2 separate regions of the Homo sapiens genome follow, and region 1 is linked to region 2. Evidence: chromatin contacts called from ENCODE Hi-C or POLR2A ChIA-PET data. All regions are on one chromosome and are shown on one strand. Each heading gives the region's core, a stretch centred on a gene start or an enhancer-like site at or near the end of the contact. The rest is flanking DNA. Distances are from core to core; before and after follow the strand shown.

Evidence for each region. A loop is a pair of places that touch in the nucleus more often than their neighbours do. ChIA-PET counts read pairs that join two places held with the same protein, here RNA polymerase II (POLR2A). Pooled maps may share reads with other maps.
Region 1: a map of naive thymus-derived CD4-positive, alpha-beta T cell shows a loop between it and region 2 (5-fold over the local background). The contact joins two enhancer-like sites. A Hi-C loop is called at or near these places in 4 of 168 maps with a recorded cell type or tissue (Calu3, MCF 10A, PC-9 and 1 more) and 9 of 50 pooled maps. POLR2A ChIA-PET finds 5 or more read pairs at or near these places in 1 of 52 experiments (CD4-positive, alpha-beta T cell).

What each region holds. Positions count from the first base shown.
Region 1 is chr10:3,451,314-3,455,568 of GRCh38, forward strand. The region is part of intron 3 of LINC02669 (long intergenic non-protein coding RNA 2669); the gene reads right to left. All of the region lies in intron 1 of LOC105376360 (a long non-coding RNA gene), which reads left to right. LOC124902538 (a long non-coding RNA gene) reads left to right here. Exons shown (of 2, transcript XR_007062362.1): 1 at 1-1,376. Among named protein-coding and RNA genes, the nearest start is that of LINC02669, 49 kb to the right of the region's middle. RefSeq lists an enhancer at 949-1,586. Within about 2 kb of position 1,823, at least 4 of the 41 ENCODE cell types and tissues checked have a DNase peak (open chromatin) inside an H3K27ac peak, as active enhancers do.
Region 2 is chr10:3,666,360-3,670,265 of GRCh38, forward strand. All of the region lies in intron 1 of LOC105376360 (a long non-coding RNA gene), which reads left to right. Among named protein-coding and RNA genes, the nearest start is that of KLF6, 120 kb to the right of the region's middle. RefSeq lists an enhancer at 1,984-2,485. Within about 2 kb of position 2,437, at least 17 of the 41 ENCODE cell types and tissues checked have a DNase peak (open chromatin) inside an H3K27ac peak, as active enhancers do.

The DNA of each region.
Region 1 (4,255 bases), core at 573-3,072, 220 kb before region 2:
AAGAGGTCATTACAGTAATCACTGCTGCAAAGTGAATTCATTTCCATAGAAGGTCACTTATGAGTTGAGTCACATTGTAGAGAAAGAGCTTAATCTTACAAGGTTGAATGGAGGGCATGGTCACATACCCTAACTACCCATGATCGGCAGGAATGAAGAGTGGTGGGCAGGTTGCAGCAGGATCTCAGAACTTCTCTTCCTCCCTGCACCTCCCTGTAAAGCTCCACTGGGCCTGAAGAACCTGTCCATCTATCTTGATAAAGCCTTCAGCTTGAAGGCACCTGCAGTCTGGCCAAGGGTGCCACACAGCATTGTGTAGGACACCCTTTGAATACTTGTGGGTCATTGCTAAGCCGATTCCTCCTCCCTCCTCCTCTTTCCTCTAAATACCATGTTCTGGTTCTGCCTGTTTCTAGGTGGTCATTTCTAGGTCAGAACTATCCTATGCCCAAACAGAAGAGGGCTTGTCTGGGTTCTCAGCAAAGATGCCAGCACTTACAGAGCTTTACTAGGCAAAGCGTGATAGATGATAGATTCTGTGTTTCACCCACACTGCTTTGTTTTCACTGCTGTTTTGCAATGGGTTGTAAACATAACAGAGTCACTGCCAGTGCTAATGATCTGTGATTTTCTAGCAAGGAGGTCAATTGCACCGGGCACCTACCCACACTGCCTACTACCCTTAAAGCAGCAGATCCCATTTATTTTGGGAATGTGAACATCTTACAAACTCACACATTCCACATTGTTCTTCCCTGCCTCCCATGCCTTCATATAAATACAGCATCCCAAGGGAAAGAAAAACTGCCTTTTCATGAATCAGAGAGGATGCTTAACGTATTTGACTTAAAAAAAGTACTTTTAAAGACGTCAAATCCCAAAGTAAGCAGCTTTTACTTCAAAAATAAGCCCACTTCGATGGGAGATCAAAGGGATGGAACTTTCCAAGTTGCAGTTGAATTTAACATTCCAAGAGTCAGGAGGGCAGATTAAAATAGGATTTTGCTTGCAATAACATTTGCGGTCTGTTCAGCATTGTTGAGTGCTTAATCTAGCCAGGAAGTCTGATTTACAGGGAGCTACAGCAGGCCTTCAGCCCCCGGAATTCATCCCAAAAGCAACATGACTTTCGTTTTGAGGAAAGGCTTTGACACAGGGACTACTGCTTTCTCCCAGTAGGGGTTACCAGCCTATTTCAAATCAGGGCCTTTCTTTTCTATAGCAGCAATTGTAAGACAATGAAAACATCCTGTTTCAGAAAAGAATTTGCAAAGAAGTACAACAGGATATTCTCAAACCTGGTGCAAAGTGAATCATCTTATCAAACACAAACTACCTGAGCTATATATTGGTACTGTTTAATTGACAACTCTAAGGTAGGTCTTTGTTTTATTATTATTGTTACATTACTATCATTATTATTATTAATTTGCCATCTTCCTCTCCAAAAAGAACTGTGAATTCTTAAGAATACAGGAAAAGAAGGGACCTCAGGGCTATTATCCCCAAGGCCTTCTGTGGGGCAGGACGATTGAGGCTGGAAGGGGCTGATTTCATCCTCTTCTGAAAGCACTGCAAAAGTGAATTCTAGGGCTTCCTTCCAGAGAAGCCTTCAGAATGACTCAGGAGTCTTTTCATCTCTTCACCGAATTTCTCTTTCCTCACTGTAATTCAATTTAATTTTAGAAAATTAGAGTATAGAGTACTGGCTGCAAACACAAAAACATACAAATGCTACTTCAAAGAGCTTTTACTCTAGGAAGGAGGGCACGCATCTTCTAGTAAGCTCTGATGTTTTTCTCTGACCTCAGTGAAAATACAACGCTTTTTATTTCCAGTCATAGGTTTGGAATGTACTATCACACAGGGACATGCCGCTCAGCCTTTTCTAACCCCCATCGTAACATGCTAAAGAGAAACTGATGAAATCGTTTGCTCAAGGACATGTCTTTTAGCAGATGGGGCCAGAGTTAAACCTTGGTAATGGCTGATTCTAAAATCTAAGATATGATTTCTCATGTGCAAATTCTAAAATCAGGAAAAGTCTGAAAACAAAGTCATATTTGTAGAACTGACACCAAAATACATATGGCAGCAAAAAGTGAGCAGATTTATACAATATTGATGACAAGCTTTCTAAGTCCTTTATTCTGAATATGTATACAATTAGTACAGAAGTATTAACGTATTTTACAAATAGATGACTGCTCTAGCCCTGCTTAGGGTCCTGTGGAAAAATATGGTGAATATACCATATTTTGAAGATTGAAAAAGAAAAGAAGAACTCTGAAGCCTGTATCTCCTCAAGGGTTTTTCTTGGGGACAGTGGACCATGATGTAATTCCTCCCAAGGAAAGTGTAGAGAGCAATAACTCTTGCCGTAGAATACAATATTTTGTAAAACATGCATCAAAATATCAGAACTGAATGTAACCTTTAAGTGAATGTAATTTAACTTCCTCCTCAATTAAAAACCTTCTTTCTGCTGCTGACAGCTGTCCATTCAGCTAACCTGATGTTCTCTATTACTGGTGGCCTATTTATTGCTGCTCAGTCAGGGTTAATAGAAAATTCAGCTGGGCTTGGTGGCTCATGCCTGTAATATCAGCACTTTGGGAGGCCGAGGCGGGCAGGTCATGAGGTCAGGAGTTCAAGATCAGCCTGACCAACATAGTGAAACCCTGTCTTTATTAAAGATACAAAAATTAGCAGGGCGTGGTGGCGGGCACCCATAATCCCAGCTACTTGGGAGGCTGAGGCGGAAGAATCTCTTGAACCCGGGAGGCAGAGGTTGCAGTGAGCCGAGATCATGCCATTGCACTCCAGCCTGGGCTATAGGAGAGAAACTCCGTCTCTAAAAAAAAAAAAAAAAAAGAAAGAAAGAAAAAGAAAAAAAGAGAAAATTCTTCCTTCAGTTTAGCCACGTTGTCCTTCTCCATAACATCCCCAATGGATTCTGTTCTGTCTCATGACCAAGCGGCAGAAACAGGCCCAAGTGTGGTCCTTGCAACGACGGTGCCACTCACAGCACCAGGCCTTCCAGCGGTTGTTTTATTTTATTTTATTTTTACTTTTTTGAGACAGAGTCTCACTCTGTTGCCCAGGCTGGAGTGCAGTGGCACTATCTTGGCTCACTGCAACCTCCGCCTCCCAGGTTCAAGCGATTCTCGTGCCTCAGCCTCCCGAGTATCTGGGATTACAGGTGCGAGCTACCACGCCCAGCTACTTTTTTAGTAGAGATGGGGTTTAGCCATGTTGCCCAGGCTAGTCTCAAACTCCTGAGCTCAGGCAATCCGCCTGCCTCGGCCTCCCAAAGTGCTAGATTACAGGCGTGAGCGACCGCGCCGGCACAGTGGTTGCTTTAAAATTTAATTATTCACTTAAAACATTTCAAAGTGACTTGAGATCTTTCATTCAAAGTTTACACCCATAAATATTTGATGCCATTGGATGGATGCTTTTAGCTTTCTGTAGCTGTGATTTTTACCCCCTAATTTTGTAGATGAAGCTTTTAAAACACTCCACTCATTTGAAATAAAAATAACAAAGGAAAGGCTGAACAAATTCAAGTGTCTTTCCTCTTTTCTGTCTCCTTGCAGGAAAAAATCATATTTCTTGGGCAGAGTGTATATACTGTATCTTTTTCAATGACTGGTTTGAGAATGGAGTTTATGATTCAGGGACCTCAGAAAGGCCGTTGTCTAGGGATAAATTAGATCTAGCTGCAAGTCTGAAGGTGTATGTTTCCAAAATAGTCTTAGGATAAATTAAGCCATTTACTTCTGAGCTGGACTTTTTTTTAATTTAAAAAAATGGATTTTAGGAAACCAAGAAAGCAACATTAACAAAGACCCTGTGAAGCCTGAGAATCTCATTTCCTGATTTCACGGTGTCTTCTAAGTGGCTGCTGGTGGCTAAGGCAGGCCTCATGTTGGCAAATGTTTCTTTCCGTCATACGTGGGTCTTTGGAGACCTGGAGATGGTGCAAAGTCGAATGGATGGCATCCATCCTGTTACTGGGAAATGCGGTCCGGTGGGGTGGGGAAGGTTCCACACACCCACATTCCCCAGGTCACCAGTTACTCTGAGATTTGAAAGCCCTAACAGGGAAAGGACAAGTCCCTGTTCACCGTGCCCCTTGGCAATTGGCTACACATGCATTTGTGTTATCTTTGAGCCCGATCCTCACCACCCCAACCTCACACGGAGACTCCATGACTCTAGACAGAAAGTATGCATTTTCCCATAGGCAAAA
Region 2 (3,906 bases), core at 1,187-3,686:
CCCCCCGTGGAGGTGGTCTCGGACAATGCACAGAGACTCGGTGTGGAAGACCCGCGCCATTCCCACAGGCGTGTCCTGCTCTTTTCGGGACTGGCTGCAGAAGAGTCCCTGCCTGCAGCTCACCCAGCTCAGAGGATGCTGGTGAGGCCACGCCTCTGGCTGTTCCAGGCAGACCCAGCACCCATGTCAGGAGCAGCCAGTGTCTCCCCAGGACGGCAGATGGAGGCAAACCCTGGTGTCTGAGTGGCTTCAAATAGCTGTACACCTGGAAGCCTCAAAGTGCAGGGAACACGGCAGATGGGGGCAGGTGGATGCCCAGGAAGCTTCACCACAGTCACCTGGCTTATTTGCCCCGGCCGGGCCATTCACAAGGCTTGCTGCTGAAAAGGAGTAGGTAGGCTCTGCCCACCCAGCTTTGCACTGCAGGGCTGGCTCCAACCCACACAGGTAGGCAGCCTGGCAGAGGGGAAAAGCCAGCTCAGTCACTCTTAACCGCACTTGCCTGCTGGCTGCTGCTTCTTTTTCTTTTTCTTTTTCTTTTTTAAGAGAAATTGATTAAGCATTTTTCCTTTTTTCCCTGTTTCTGAAATATATTTGGAGGATACACTATTTCTATTCTGATACTCTCTCCTTAGAGGAAAAAAAAAGTTATTTTTCACCTATTGATGCAGCAAAACGGAACCAGAAGCAGGAGTTCCAAGCCAGCCGTGCCTTTCTCTCCACTTCCTTCCCTGGGTGCAACCACAGCGGCGTGGTAGTGACTGTGGATAGTAAGTTCCTGCATTGTGGCTCTTCTGCCCCGCGTCGAGGGCTGAGCTCCCTGCTCTGCCGATGTGCTTTGCCTCCTGGAAGCTTCAGACATGGAAGCCATGTTCTGCCAGACCAGGAGAAACCCCACTTTCATCCCACGTCTCTGGTTATCAGAGCATCAAATCCAAGTTTGACCTACATTACAGGGCAAGTCGGTCATGAGCACACACTGGACCATGACAAATTGATTGTCGTGACTTTATTGATGTCAAGGGGGATACAGTGCCACGATTAATAATTTACCCAACAGAGAAAAGCTTTTCTTGTCTCTGTGATGCCGGAGAGCCCAAGGTTTGATTGTTCCAAGTCCGAGCACTAAGGAGGGAGGTGCTCACACTTACAGCTCAGGTGAAAATCCACAGCAGAAGATTCCTGGTAGCCTCCTCTCTGCGTGCCCACAAGTCGTCGAGGCAGAAAGTGAAGTTTGTTCTCTTATAACAAACCATTTGGACAGACACTTGGTTTTTCTGTTCTCAGAATTTTTTCTGCTCTACCCAAACTAGGGGTTGGCGTTGCATAGGTACCATGGGCACTTGGGGAATGCCTGTTTCGTTTCATTACATTGAGCGGTGATAAGAAGATTCAGACACTAATTGGCATTTTCCCCTAAATCTCCATGGAAATGCAGTCTCTATTCCAGGGCACCATGTACTGCGAGGACTTTATACTCGCCCTCCGAGTGAAAGGAGAATGAAGGAATGAATACAGAGGTGGACAGGGTCATTTCTGTCCCATAACTGCATATTGTGGACATTTTTCTTTTCTGAGATGGAGTCTCGCTCTGTCACCCAGGCTGGAGTGTGGTGGCATCATCTCAGCTCACTGGAACCTTTGCTTCCCGGGTTCAAGTGATTCTCCTGCCATGACAGGCACCCACCACCATGCCCGGCTAATTTTTGTATTTTTAGTAGAGACGAGGTTTCACCGTGTTGGCCAGACTGGTCTTGATCTCCTGACCTCGTGATCCACCCACCTTGGCCTCCCAAAGTGCTGGGATTACGGGCGTGAGCCACCGTGCCCAGCCTTTTGTGGACATTTTAAACAGCAGGGAAATTAATCCTGAGCAATAAAAAATAAATAAATAAATAAATAAATCATGGTTTTTATTTGAATCTTAAAAAAACAAAACGAAACATGTTTTCACTTTTTTTTTTCCTTATCTAATTTGGCTACTGCTTCACTTTCTCTGCCACCTCTCTTACTGCAGTTTCAACTAAATGACTAAGCAAATTAGATCTTGAGTTGCTTTTCTGGAATGCGGAGAGTTGGAGAATCAGATAAAAGTCGAGGTATCTCTCTCTTCAGCAGCTTCCAGATCGGGGGCTGGAGCTGAGCGGGGGTGTTGTGCAATCCCGTACTGTTGTCGAGCAGGCTTCAGTTCAGGGAGACCAGGCAGGCTGAGGCCCAGGAGAGTGCCCCCTTGCATCTGCCCTGGGGGAAACTCTAGAAGGGGTAGAGAAAATCCGAGAAGAAAGGATATTTTTACACGGTAGGATTGTATTTTTATCCCCGGAGGCTTGCTGAACGCAAGTTTCTGGGTAAGTTACACAATACAGGAAAAGTAACTGTTTAGCGTATAGGTGATACGTGTTGGAGGCCAGAGCGCTCTGCAAAGCCCCGCCCCTGTGTGTGTTGTGTGGTCTGAAAACAAAGAGCAGGCATCACCTTCTGGAGGTGAGGCTGGCCCGGGACTCAGATGGCTCTAACTCTGCGGGTCGCCTGCCCAGAGGCTGCACTTCAGCCGGCGGGGAAGCCAGGATGGATCTTAAGTCATTCGATTCTCAGGCCATAGGTTGTTGCCAAACTGCAGCCTGGAAAAATAGTCTATTGATTTTCTGAGTCAAATAAAGTTATGTTAATGTAGAATTAAATAGATAGTCACATAGCTGTAACATCCCCAAAGATGGAAATACTACACATCAAATGTGCCTGTGGTCTCTTTGTTCATCTGTTCCTTCCTGTTCTTACTGCTATCAGAAAAAAACATACCTAGCATTGCTAAATAAGGCTTGAGAAACAAGCGTGTTTTGTAAATAGCACATCTTCGTACAAACTCATATAATATTTTCAAACCCTGAAGTCGCTTGCATTTTTCTTCGCTATTCACAGCAACTCTGCAAGATGCTCCTCACATTGGGTTTAAATTGTGACATCATATCCAAATTATGTCCCCTTGGGCAACTCAACTAAACTCTTTTCCCCGTTTCTTCATCTCTAAATTGGAATGATAATACAAGCTTCCTCAAATAAATCAAAGTGAGAATCAAACCAGCCTGGCCAACACGGTGAAATCCCGTCTCTACTAAAAATACAACACTAGCCGCGTGTGGTGGCGGGCACCTGTAATCCCAGCTACTCGGGAGGCTGAGGCAGGAGAATCACTTGAACCCAGGAGGCAGAGGTTGCAGTGAGCTGAGATCGCATCATTGCACTCCAGCCTGGGTAACCAGAGCGAAATTCTGTCTCAACAAAAATAAATACATGAAAAGTCAGGTTAGGTATGTGGGTGCTAAGAACCACATGCACATGGAACTGCTTGCCGCTGTCTCCGTTATTTACTAGAGGAAGACACTGATATGGCGCCCAAGCCTATCGCTGGTCTGACCTTTTCACACCATCACAGAGGGGATATGAGGTTGGACGTGTTCTCCCTGCCAGCCTTGCCTTCTTGCCGTCACAATCATCCCTCTAGATATGCCTGCAACAAGGACCCAGAGTCCTAGGTCTTGGCGCCTTTGCTGCCGCCTCCCTGGGAGGGGTCACCCGGCACACCGTGACCTCCTCACCTCACCCCTCTGTAGCCTTCAACCCCAACCCCCCTTCTTCGCATGACAGTCAGAGTGAAGAGAGAAAGTATGATTCAGATGTGTCTCTGCTATTCCACGCTCCCAAAGGCCTCCTCATGTCTCTGGGGGCAAAAGCCAAAGTCCTCCCACTGGCCTTCAGATGCCCCACAAACCCACCACTCCGTCCCTCTGACAACATCTCCTCCTGCTCTTCTGGATCCAGCCACCTCCTTGTGTGTCTTCAAGCTCTGCAGCCTTCACAGGGGCCCCTCCTGCCTGGAGCACTCTTGCTGTGTATCTGCGTAACTTG